Regions from separate parts of the Homo sapiens genome. Here region 1 is linked to region 2. A link is an interaction called in ENCODE POLR2A ChIA-PET data of the cell type or tissue named here. Cell type or tissue: Panc1. All regions are shown on one strand. Links, peaks and the distances in the headings refer to the core of each region. The heading gives the core; the rest is flanking DNA.

Region 1 (2,500 bases), core at 1-2,500, 720 kb after region 2:
ATGGTGGGCATTTTCTACATGTGGTTGAGTATTTTATCCAACAGCCAAGTCATTCCAGTTTTCCCCACAGCAGACATGTTAGCCAATGTGCTGCCTGCTCAGTCAGTGCCTCCTTTTCTGACCACCCACAGGAACTGTCCCTGCCACCATGTTTATCCACATTCACGTACCTCTCCCTGGCTGCAGCTGTTGGAACAGCAATGGACTCCTGACTGAGGGGAGGCACCCCATTGGCTAGCCATTGACCAATCAGATTCTGTCTCCTGGGTCTCTGGACTTAGATTCTTGGTATTGGGCCCATAACCTGAGAGATCATGTCCAAGTTTAAGTGAACAAGTTAAAACCTAGAAAAGGCAGAACAGCCGGGTGTGGTGGCTCATGCCTGCAGTCCCAGCACTTTGGGAGGCCCAAACGGGTGGATCACCTGAGGTCGGGAGTTCGAGACCAGCCTTACCAGCATGGAGAAACTCCGTCTCTACCAAAAATACAAAATTAGCCGGGCATGGTAGTGCATGCCTGTAATCCCAGCTACTCCGGAGGCTGAGGCAGGAGAATCGCTTGGAACCCACGAGACAGAGGTTGCGCTGAGCCAAGATTGTGCCATTGCACTCCAGCCTGGGCAACAAGAGCAAAACTCTGTCAAAAAAAAAAAAAAAAAAAAAAAAAAAGAAAGAAAGAGAGAGAGAAGGAAGGAAAGAAAGAAGGAGAAAAAGAAAAGGCAAAACAGAGAAAGCCAGTCTGCAGAGAAAAGAATGAAACAAAGCTACTGAGATAAGCTGAGATGAAAAAAAAAAAAAAAAAAACACCCAGAGAAACACAGGCAAGAAGCTAGGAAAGTCTCTGAGCCTCTCACGGGTCTGGTTGTCATCCCTGCCCTTGAAGTCGGTGAGATTCCTCATAGCCTTCCAACGAAATCATTGTTATTACTGAGAGTTAAATTTATAATACTTCTATTTCTTGCAACCAAACAATTATTGACCAAGACCCCTATTAAGACATCACCTATGTGCTGCACTGTACTTGTTCAATACTGAGGATCTCACCTCTTCTTCTTCTTCTTGCCCACCTTTAGGTCTAACTGGACCTCCTTTCTCTCCTGGTATTCCTCTGTCTTCATTTCTTTAGTGCTTCCTTTCAGGGTCTCAGGTAATAATAACCAGCAGTGTGCCCCAGTGATTAGCAGATGAGTGAGCTGTGTAACCTAGACACCATGTTCCACTTAATGGTTTGTTTGCTCAGCCTACTTCAAAGGAGGCTGTTAGCCTATAAGTCAATAATTAGTCATTCAACAAATACCCATCAAGCTATGGCCCAACCCCAGCAAAGATATGTTGAAAAAAAAAAAAAACTTTTGAAGAGCAAATATAAGCCTTTATATATGGTTGACTTAGCCGTTTCTATTTTCCTTTCACAACAGAGAGGCAATGTTGATGTGCTACCAGTCCTAATGCAGCTAGAAGTTATCTGTTACACCAATGACCCCATCAAAAAGAGAACTGTTAACACAGGCCCAGTTTTTACTTTGCTTGTAGTGGTGGGGTATTAGCTAATTGTTGCCCATTAAGAGAAACAAATAATCCCCAGTGAGTCCCAAAAAGAAGTGGAAGTGGAGCTGAATCACCTGTAAGATCAGGGCTTCTCTTAGCTGCTCACAGCTGCCTGACCCAGTCACAGAAGAAGATGTAGAGGGGATTCATTCCATCTTACTTTTATTGGGTTTTCTTTTACTATGTGAAATGAATCTCAAGAAAACATCTCTCATCCCCCCAAACTCTATCATTGTTCTACTCCTCAATTTTAGTATTACTACTGTAATGATAAGATTATAGCTACTACATAATAAGATTAAACATTTAAAACCATCTAACAAATCACCCATAAGCTTACCCCCATCATTCAATCAACAGTCTTCTCTCTTGTCTCTTTTTTTTTTTCTTTTGGCACATTACCTCCCAAAGGTAGAATTTTCACAGACATGACCCTAGCATGCATGTCAGGTTGCAATTTGCTGTTTGATCCTGCCTGCCATTTTTTCATGTGTAAGCAATATTTTCTAGGCTCATGTTTCCCACTTATGACCTTCAACCCCTTCTAAAGCTCTACCCAATTATGACTCAAGGAATTCCCATTTTTCCCTCCTCTATTCTCCAGCTCTCCTTTGGAGTGCCACTTGCAGAGCTGCCTGGGAGGTGCCTCACTGCTGTCCTACAGGGCCCACTGACAAACCAGGCAGTCGCGTTTCCCCAGGCATGGCCACCCCTGCAGCCACCCCTGTGGCACGCTGCCACTTCTGTGTGAGTGTTCCGCCCATGCCCATCACCCATCACACACTCCGCTGGGTACCACACACTGCCTCCCCAGGTACTGATGTTTCCTCAGAGTGCTCTTGGCCTTTGCAGGGACCACAGCTCTCATTTACCTCCTTGAACACCCAGCACCTAACACAGAACATAATACATAGCAGATGCTAAAAAATATTGGATGAAAAAATGAGTGAATA
Region 2 (10,500 bases), core at 4,563-7,062:
TCATTAAGGAGGGCTAGGCGGGCCTGAGGCTCTGCATTTCTGGCAGTCCTCCGAGGGAAGTCAAAGCCGCTGGTCATGGGGCCTCACTGTGGTTGAGGGTCTCCTTCAGCTGGTAGGGGTCCCTTGAGCAGGCTCAGAGAAACAAACGGCAAGCCCTGCGGCCCCTGGGACTGGGACCTGCAGGAGCCCTTAAAGTTAGCTTCTAAGTGTGGCCCCCATAGGATGATACTAAGGAGATATGGGATTTGGGAGCCACCTCCTAGCAGGGTTGCCAGGGCCGGCCCTGCCCTCTTGCTCACCATCTCCTTCTGCTTCCTTCTGACTGCTTCCATGGGAGCCTGACAACTACAGCAAAGCATTCTTGAACTCCCACGCTGAGCAGGAGCTACATGACCGGGTGAGTGTGGGCAGCCTGCAGAGAAGGAGCTGACATTTGTCTTAATTGGAGTTACCATGTAAATCCCACCTGTCTCCTCCTGGTGCCCATGGCCTTTGATGGGCAGGGAAGGGGGCTCTGAACAGAGAGAGGCTCATAATGTCCCTGGGGATACAAGGCGTTATTAATGTAGGCTCTGGAAGGAGATGTTCCCACTTGTCAGCAGGGAAAATGAGCTGGAATTGAGTTTAAAAAAAAAAAAGAGAGAGAGAGAAAGAAAGAAAAAGAACACAGGCATCTAGGCAAGAAGAGTGGCAGAACTCCCCCCAGGGCAGATACCCTTCTGCCCCTCCCATGGGTCACCCCTGTCTTTCAAAACCAGCCTCTAACCCAGAGGTTTTCAAACTCAGCTACCAATCGTCACCTGGGAGCTGTAACAATTGCTGATGTCTCTGCCCCAGCCCCAGATATCTTTATTTCATTGGCCTGGGGTGTGGCCTATGGAAATTGGGGTTTTTAAGCTCCCAAGTGATTCTATGTGCAGTGGGGTTGCAAAACTGCAGGTTGAATCTTAGCTTCTCCAGGAAGCCACCTCTGATTAGCTGATGCTAATCTATGAGCCCAGTGGAACTGTCACCTTTTCTAATCAGCCAGCCCTGATGTATCCATACAATTGGAGGGGGATGGGGTGAAATAACCCCCATTAGTGTGAATTGGTTGAAGAGGACACAGAAGGATGTAGGATGTACCTTCTCATTTCTCTGAGCTTAACTTCCAAATGAACAAGCATTTGCAGCTGCTGGACAGCCACAAAATCAATTCACTCAGTCATTTAACCAACATTCATTGAGCACCTATTATGGATAAAGAGCAATGAGAGATTCACAGCATATTTGATATAGTCTCTGTAAACCAAAAATAAAATTCTAAGTCCCCTAAATGACGGAATGGAGCCCCCCTCTTCACCAAGGAGACCCCAAAGAAACTTGAAAAACTAATTTTGGGAATGACAGGAAGCAGGGATTGGACATACCTCATTGTAGCCCCCTCTTTTTGGAGTTTAGATTCAGCTGACCAGCATTAACATGAAAACAGAAATCTGAAGGCTGACAAAACAGACTCTTCATAGCAATGAGATACTAAATTCCAACCTGACTCTGGTCCCATGACAAATAGCAGGCCTTGAAGGAGATAAAAGTATTTTACCCCAAAATATATTTCTTTGGCATATTTTGAAATGGCCCCGCAAAGCTCTCTCTTGGGGAAATTTGCATTCTGTAGAAAATCTCCTTCCCTCACTAGCTCTTTCAGGAGAGACTGACACCTGATAACAGACATTCACCATCTTTTCTCTCTGAATCCTGGAGGCTTCATCTACATGACAAGAACCTTGGCTTCACAATCCTGCCTTATCTAAACTCAAGGTCTCTTTATGCTGAATTCAACTCTTCAGGCAAGGCCTAACTCTCTCAGCCAATTGCCAATCAAGAAATCTTTGAAACCGCCTATGACCTGGAAGCCTACACTCACCCTACTTCGAGATATCCCACCTTTCTGGGCCAATCAATATATACCTTATATGTATTGGTTTATTTCTTTGCCTGTAACTTCTTCCGTCTCCTTAAAATGTATAAAACCAAGACGTGTTCTCAGGACCTCCTGAAAATGTATCATGAGCCATGGTCCTTAACCTTGGCAAAATAAACCTCTCGATTGAGACCTGTCTCAGATACTTTCTGGTTTACAATTCTGCACTTAACTAACTAAAGCCTAATAAGGATAGAATAGGCAAGACCATAAATAACAACAACAATTACAAAACCTGTAGGTGATAGGCTGTGAGTTAGGGAAATAAAGAGATAATGAAAATGTATCTCACACCTAGGATGTGCAAGGCCATTTCCGAGTCAACCTATATATGCTACGTCATTTCATGTCAGTGACAGAGTCCCATTTTTCAGATAAAGGAGTTGAGACTCAGAGGAGCCAGTGGCTTGCTCATGGTCACACAGCTGGTGCATGTTGAAGCCTGACTCCAAAGGAGGCGTGAGAGCATGCTGCCATGGCAAGATGAGGAAGGGATGAGTTCAGTTGCAGGAATCTGGAGAAACTTCAGGAGGACTCAGGGCTCACTACAAAAACATGCCACCACCAAGGGGCCTCTCATAGGAGGGCCCTGTAAGAGGACATAGCCTCAGGGAAGAAGCATGTTCCTGGTAAGGCTGATAGTGGAAGGACAGCTCAGACGAACAGGGAGAGGAGTTGCTGATTCTGAAGCAGGGAGTCTGGAAGACCAGGGAAGGGTTGGCAGGGAAGGTGTAGGAGGTGGGCTTTTAGAGGGCATAGAAGTTCAGAGCAGGCAGGGGAGAGATAGCAGAAGGGGGCATATACACCTTCAGTACTGACCAATTCACACAGCGATGAGAAGCATGAGAGCCTGGCCACTGTGAGAAGGGCAGGCCCTGGCTCAGCATACTTGGCTGAAGTGAAGAGGGCAGACTGCAGTCTGCAGACACAGGCCCTGGGTGAGGGTTGGTGCACAAACCACTCAAGAGAAACTTTGGGCAGGCTGGATGAGCTGGGCTGCAGGGCAGGGACTCTGTTTTTGACACTGATATCTATCATCAGTTGGATGTAATATTCATAGTTTCTGAATACCCAGCATGGGGCAGGCATGGGCCCAGGTGGTTTCTCTCTGACCTGGAAGAGAGACAAGTTTCTGTGAAGTTGAGAGAATGTAAATAATCTCTATTAGGATGGTGGTAGTGGTGGCAGCAGTGGTGCTGGAGGTGGTGGGAATAGCGGTGGTGGGGTGGGGTTGGTGGTGGTGATGGTATTAATGGCAGATGGTGGTGGAGGTAAGGGTGATGGTGGTGGTAGTGGTCATGATGAGGGTGGTGGGGTGGTGATGACGATGGTGATGATGATGGTGATGGTAGTGATCGTGATAGTGGTAGTAGTTATGCTTGAATGACTGACACCAAAATGGCTGCTACCTCTAGCCTCTCCCGTGATTCATACTTTCACCTCCCCCGTTGTCATCTCCTGTTGTATCATGTAGGCCTATCAGTCTTCTACACGCCTGCACTCAAGCCGTTGACCTCCTCTCTTTTCTCTTTGCCCTTCCTTTACTTTCATCTGTATTCCCTGGCTTGGGAAACAGCCCCTCTAGTCAGCCAGCCAGCCAGCCAACCATCAGAGCTGATGCCCAAGAGTCAAGCTACATCCTCCAACTATTCTTATCCCCAACAGCCAGTTAATTACCAAGTCCTGATGCTTTGACCTCTTACTCACTTCTTGAGACCCATAGTCTTCTCTCTGTCTTACCTGTTCTTGCTTTATTTGGGACCACATTACTTCCCCCCGACTATGGGAATACCATCCTGACAGAACTGTGAGATTCGACTGGCCTTTCTCCAGACCACCCTTCATCTCATCATCAGAGGCAACCTACCCACAGGCAGATCTGGCCATGCCATACCGATGTCACACCCCATCTCTGACTTGCAAGTGCAAGGTGGTCCCTAGGCTGCCAAGCTCCAGACCCATGAAGCTGCAGCACTCTGCTCTAGCATGACAGATGCACATATCTTTTCTTTTGCTCATACGAGTCTCTGTCTTGAAAACTTTTCTCCTCCTCTGACTGATGGACTCCTGTCCGATTCTTATGAAGCTCTTCTGCTCCCCTACCCCAGCTGGCAGCAGTGGTGTCTCTCTCTTCTGTGCACTCTATGCAATTTCCGGTCTTGCTTATTTCACTCTGTTTATTCATCTGCCTCCTTTGCTATGCCATGAACTTCACCAAGAAAAGGGAAAAGGGAGGTCTTGCCCATCTCTGAATCTTGAAGACTTAGCACAGGTGCATACTTGGCACTTCCTGGATTCAAGACCAGTAATATTAATCCAGATAACTGTGTGGTACCTGAAATTATGCAGAGAGCTGTATCTCCACATCATCTCATTTGATTCTCATCACTCTCATGGAAAGTTGCAGGGGGCATTTGCTTTGTTTCACTGATGGGAACACTGACATCCAGCAACAAAGGCAAAATGACTTGCTCAAGGTTGCCCAGGGAGGTTGTGGCTGAGTCAGTCTTTGTCTCAGATGTCCTGACTCTGTTGTTGGAAACGTGTTGATTTCACACCAGAAGCTCATTTTCTTTCTCTCTGAGATGCTCTATGGCTGAGAAGTGACCCATGCACATAGGGCCTGCCCACTCTCAGCATGAAATACCTGTGATTGAGGAGGGAACAGGGGCTTTGAATTCCTAGGTAAGGACAGATAAGGAAGACAAGCATCTAGAAGGCACAAAGCCATAAGGATGGAGAGAACTAGAGAAGAGATAAGAGTCTTATCACAAAATTTTGGAACCTGGAAAGCAGGTAGACAAGTGGTAACAAACTTAGCAGGAGAAATAAGGATTCTTGAGCTGGCATTGGGAAAAGCTGAGAACCAACTTGATTTACACAGCAGAACCCTTAGAAGCCTCAGGAGCTGGCAGCGTCAGGTACTTCTGGAAGTGAGTGAAGGGATGGGCCAAAAATAAGGATTTGTAAGTGAAAGCAATTCATTCAGAGGCTTTAGAACCCCAGATCCCTGCCTCCACTGCATACTGCTAGGCAACCACCCAGTCCGTACCATGGCCAAAGCCTGGAGATAAAGTGAAGTCTCTGCTCGGAGATGAGGGGCATGAGGCTCAGCTGAAAACAGGACGAGTAAGAGAACGTTTTCATAGTTAATGCTGAGGTCCCCTAGCCATCTTCTCTCATAATCTCCCAGTAGGCTGCATCTGGTTTTATACCCTCTAGGAAAGACACTAGAAACCTCTTTTCTGGGGGGAACGGGCCCAGGAAGGAAGAGACACGAGGGTTCAAAATTACACTCCTGCACATCTTTTGTCGGGAAAACTCCTGAAGAACATAGATACTAAACAAAACGAGGGGATGAACAAAGAAAAGAAAAGATACAAAACAGAAAGATCCCAGGGGAGTTCCCAAAATGAAGACTGTGGAAAAGCCCAGGATGAGAATCATGACCCAGGCAGAGATGGTGGCTAGTCCCGATTGGAGAAGAGCAGAAAGCTCTGTGAAACATTTGTTCATGGAAATGAAACTGATAGAATACTGTGTATTAATGTGTCTAACTCTGGTTAGACAGCTGGTAGCCATTTTGAATGTTGAATTAACAAGTTAATAGAAAACTATGCAAACACCAGGAAAAACAAAAGTAGTTGTCAACTCTGAAGAAAACAAAAGGTATGCGGGAAAGGGAAAGGAATCCTAATTTACTATGTCAATCAGCTCTGAGGAATGGTAATTACTTAGTCATAATAATGTCACCACTGACTGATTTTTTTTCTTTTTAATAATTTTTTTTTTTACTTAAAAACAAATAGAGACAGAGTCTCACTATGTTGCCCAGGCTGGTCTCGAACTCCTTGACTTAAGTGATCCACCCACTTTGGCTGTAATCCCAAAGTGCTGGGATTACAGGCATGAGCTACGGTGCCTGGCCACCAGTGACTACTGATTAAGAAAATTAATTATATGACTGTATTGGAAGGATGGAGATTAGGACATGTGCATGTGTGTATCAAGTGAGTGAGAGAGAAAGAGGGAGAAAGTGCTAAAACTCATTCTTCCATAATACAAAGTCAATAAACAATGCTTCAAATAGAAATATCAATAAATAGCAATACAAACATATAAGGATATGGAGGTAAGCATTAAATGAATTCATTAAAAAACTTGCAAGTGGTCCTCTATGAGGGAGTCTGATAAATGTTTTTCTTTACACAAACTTTGTAGAACTGGTTGACTTGTTAAAGTACATACTTGTATCACTTTATGTTTTTTTTAAAAGGTAAAATAAAGACTTAACAAACCAATGACAACAAGAGCATAGGCATCGGAATCAGACACCACCACCTCTTACTGTGTGGGCACCAACAAGAATGTCTCTGAGTCTCAGTTTCCTCATCTGTAAAATGAGGATAAAAGCATTTACTGCACATGATGTTTGTGAAGATAAAATGTGATAAGTATCTAAAGTGCTAAGAACTAGTGTGCCCTCAATAAATGTTTGCTGACTGTCAGTCAAAGCAGGACAATTGTTTGCTTTCTCTTTTTTGCCCAACAAATGTCCTTTCTTCACTCTACACCTGTGAGAGGTCGTTTTTGTTTATTTATTTTTTGTTTATCTTGCTGTTGTCATTAGTGATTCTCCCACCCCACCCCACCCAGATTAAGGCAGGAAGTGCAAATTCACTTGTTCTCAGTGAGGACTGGGGAGAAGGGTAACTCAATCTTTTCTCTCCAAACCTCATCAACACATCAAGGTCACTTTGTTTTAGCCTCTAATCCCGTGCATCCCCCTCCCCACTCCCCCATGGCCACTTTCACTTCCGACCTTTCAGTTCTCCCTTGGCCAACTCCTTTCCCCTCACTGAACCAAGCAGGATCATTCCTCCCTCCCTCGCTCCCTGCCTCCCTCCCTCTTTCCTTCCTTCCTTCCATGAAAGTAAAATAAATCTTGGGACCCCAAAATCACTAAGTCCAGCTGGGAACTGCTTAGGGCAAACCTGCCTCCCATTCTATTCAAAGTCATCCCTATGCATGCACATCTGATTGCCTCCTTTGGAAAGGCTAATCAGAAACTCAAAGCCCCAATTTGTCTCTTATCCACCTGCAACCTGGAACACCCTCCCCACTTTGAGTCGTCCCACCTTTCCAGACCAAACCAATGTTTCATCTTACATATATTGATTGATGTCTCATGTCTCCCTAAAATGTATAAAACCAAGCTGTGCACAGACCACCTTGGGCACCTGTTGTCAGGACCTCCTGAGGCTGTGTTACGGGTGCATGTCCTTAACTTTGGCAAAATAAACTTCCTAAGTTGACTGAGACTTGTCTCAGATATTCAGAGTTCACCCTTCCTTCCTTCCTTCCTTCCTTCCTTCCTTCCTTCCTTCTTTCCTTCTCCTCTCCTTCATTTCCTGCCCTTGTAGATCATTGCATTGGCAGCCCACAAGCCTAGATGAGGGGGCCCGAGCCTTCAAGTACAATTTGGCCGAGGGGCTTGTGGGAGAGGAGCTGTGTTTTCCAGCCAGGACTTTAGGTCTGCTCTGAAGCAGCTGGAGCATCAGCAAAATCACATCTCCTGCCCTTATCCCTTTCCGGAACTCCAGCCACATGTGGACCGCTGCTCCCTAACATCCGCGCCTCAGTTTCCCCTGGGGCTTAAGTGGACTTTGACCTCGTCACTCACTTCTCCAACTACTCCTTTCTGTGTGTCTTCCCATTGTGCTCTCAGCAGCTGGAAGAGTGAGGAACTGTTCTGTGAAAGATGAGATATGAGAGAGAAGCGTCTGGTCTCTGGAGGGGGTGAGCTCAATTTTATTCATGTTGAGTTTGAGATGTAGATCTGTATTCAGTAGACATTTGGATCCAGTGGTCTGCAGTTCAGGAGTGAGGCCTGTGGGTGGCTTGGATAGAGACCTGAGAGTGTTCCAACCGAAGAAACTAACAGAAGGCATGGATGGGGGTCAGGTAATACCCCAGGAAGAGGACATGAGCATGCTGAGTGAGAAGAACAGAAAACAGGAATGAACCCTGGGGGCCCTCTCATGTTGAGGTGGGTGCAGGAAGAGAAGCCTGCCAAAGCACTCACGAGAGGAGCCCCCAGGGACAGCAGGAAAAGACCTGCAAAGGCACCCCCCTTGAGAGCCAAGCCAGGAGAATGTCTCAAGAAGGAGGAAGTGTCACCTTCTCAAATGCTGCACAGCGATCAGTGAGATAATGACTCACGTCAGTGTCACAAAGGCCACGGGTGACCTTGACCAGAGCAGTTCTGGGGTTGGGGTTTGGGCAGAGGGGGAGACCACACTGAGTTAAAGAGTGAGTTGAGGAGGAAGTGAAGAAAGTGAAAATAAACAACTCTTCCAAGAAATGTGGCTGAGAAAGGAAGGAGAGTTGTAAGCTGGTGCCAAAGGACATTTAGACCTTGCTGGGAAGGAAGCAAAAGGAAGTGTGTTTTAATTGATGAAGAACATCCCTGGTCCCAGCAGGGTGGAAGGGTATGGTGGAGAGTACAGGGAAATAGATTTGACTAGATAGGAGGAGGTTCATTCCCTCCCAAGGGTAGGAGGAACCACTGAAGGGATGAGCCTGAGAGAGACCCTTGAAAAGAAGCACAGCTTTGATGGGTGTTCCCTCTTACAAGCCAATCTTTTTTTTTTTTTTTTTTTTTTTTTTTTTTTTTTTTTTGAGATGGAGTCTCACTCTGTCACTCAGGCTGGAGTGCGGTAGCACGATCTCGTCTCGCTGCAACCTCCACCTCCCAGGTTGAAGCGATTCTCCTGCCTCAGCCTCCTGAGTAGCTGGGACTACAGACATGCGCCACTACACCTGGCCAATTTTTGTATTTTTTTTAGTAGAGATGGGGTTTCACTATGTTGGCCAGGCTGATCTCAAACTCCTGACCTCGTGACCCACCCACCTTGGCCTCCCAAAGTGCTGGTATTATAGGTGTGAGCCACTGTGCCTGGTCCAAGCCAATCTTTAAATGTGCTCTGTTTTTCCATCCTGATTTTCCAAAGTTAGTGTTTGTCAAGCACATAATTCCATCCCTAGTACTGTTCTAGATGCTGTATGTACATTATTTCTAATCCTCCTGTAGTCTCTGGGAAGTAGGTATTACTGAGCTCATTTTGCCCATGAGAAACTGAGTCTGAGAAAGGTTAAATATCTAGTCCGTGTAACCATTTATGTATTTGTACTGGTTAAACATAATCATTTATGCATTTGTACAACCAGTGAGTGCCTTCCAAGATTCCAACCCAACTTCGAGGAATCCCCCAAAGCATCCACCACACAGGGCCCTGTGGCCTCCAAATCTTTGCTTCCATGAACTTTGAATACTCAGGCACATTTGCATGGGCTCTTGCTTCTGTTTGGAATGCCCTCATTCCCTTGCCCGTCTCACAGGTGCAGACTCGTCCTTCAGACTTTGGCCAATTTTCCTCACTCCTGTGTTCTCACACAGCCCATCTCTGCCTCTTTTTGCTATTGACTGCATGGTGTTGAAAACATCTGTTTCTTTTTCTGCTCCACACCTTGACCCCAGAGTGGGAGCCTCCATGGGCCAGGGCCCTGCTATATCTGTCTTATCTATTTCCAGCTCCTAGACAAGTGCTCAGCATCCAGTGGGGTCTAGGAAACTATTTGTCAGATGAATAAATGAAAACTTTCTTTTAAGGGCCAACAGTAGCAATGTGAACATTAGATTAAATGAGGGAAAAATATTTGCAGACCACCTATCTGACCCTCAAAACTCAACAGTAAGAAGGCAATCAATCCAATTAGAAAGTGGGCAAAAGGCATGAAGAGATATTTTACCAAAGAGGATATACGGATGGCAAATAGGCACATGAAGAGATGTTCTACATCAATAGCTGTTAAGGAAATGCAAGCTCAGCATGGTGGCTCACGCCTGTAATCCCAGTGGTTTGGGAGCCCAAGGCACAAGAATTGCTTCAGGCAGGAAGTTCAAGATCAGCCTGCGCAACATAGTGAGACCCCATCTCTATGGGCATGGTGGTGCGTACCTATAGTCCTAGCTACTTGGGAGGCTGAGATGGGAGGACTGGCTGAGCCCAGGAGTCCAAGGCTGCAGTGAGCTATAATCATGCCACTGCACTCCAGCCTGGACAACAGAGCAAAACCCTGTCTCTAAAAAGAAAAAAAATTTAAAAAAGGAAATGCAAATTAAAGCCACCATGAAATATCACTACACACCTATCAGAATGGCTAAAATAAAAAACAGTGAAAATACAAATATTGGCTAGGATGCAGAGAAACTGGATTACTCTACGCTGCTGATGGGAGTGTAAAATGGCGCAGCTACCCTGGAAAGCAGTTTGGTGGTTTCTTAAAAGTCTAAACATACACTTACCATACGACCCAGCAATCGTACTTCTGGGCACTTAGCCCAGAGAAATGCAAACATATCCACACAAAAAACTGTACATGACCATTCATAGCAGCTTTATTTGTAATAGTCCCAAACTGGAAACATTCAAAATGTCTTACAATAGGTGAATGGTTAAGTGAACTTTGTATAT

The links. ChIA-PET counts read pairs that join two places held together with the same protein. Peaks named below come from ENCODE experiments on the same cell type or tissue, not always from the same donor. Only the 100,000 strongest peaks of a DNase experiment are listed, where the experiment ranks them.
Region 1: POLR2A ChIA-PET joins it to region 2 with 5 read pairs; 2 of 35 experiments call an interaction of 5 or more read pairs at or near these places.

What each region holds. Positions count from the first base shown.
Region 1 is chr15:69,590,857-69,593,356 of GRCh38, reverse strand. PCAT29 (prostate cancer associated transcript 29) reads right to left here and starts at 1,157. Exons shown (of 4, transcript NR_126438.1): 1 at 1,044-1,157. In Panc1, for the core only: no CTCF peak of the experiment used is centred there; a DNase peak (open chromatin) is centred at 1,248; H3K27ac peaks cover 1,797 bases.
Region 2 is chr15:70,306,128-70,316,627 of GRCh38, reverse strand. No RefSeq gene overlaps it. Among named protein-coding and RNA genes, the nearest start is that of LINC02205, 190 kb to the left of the region's middle. In Panc1, for the core only: no CTCF peak of the experiment used is centred there; no DNase peak of the experiment used is centred there.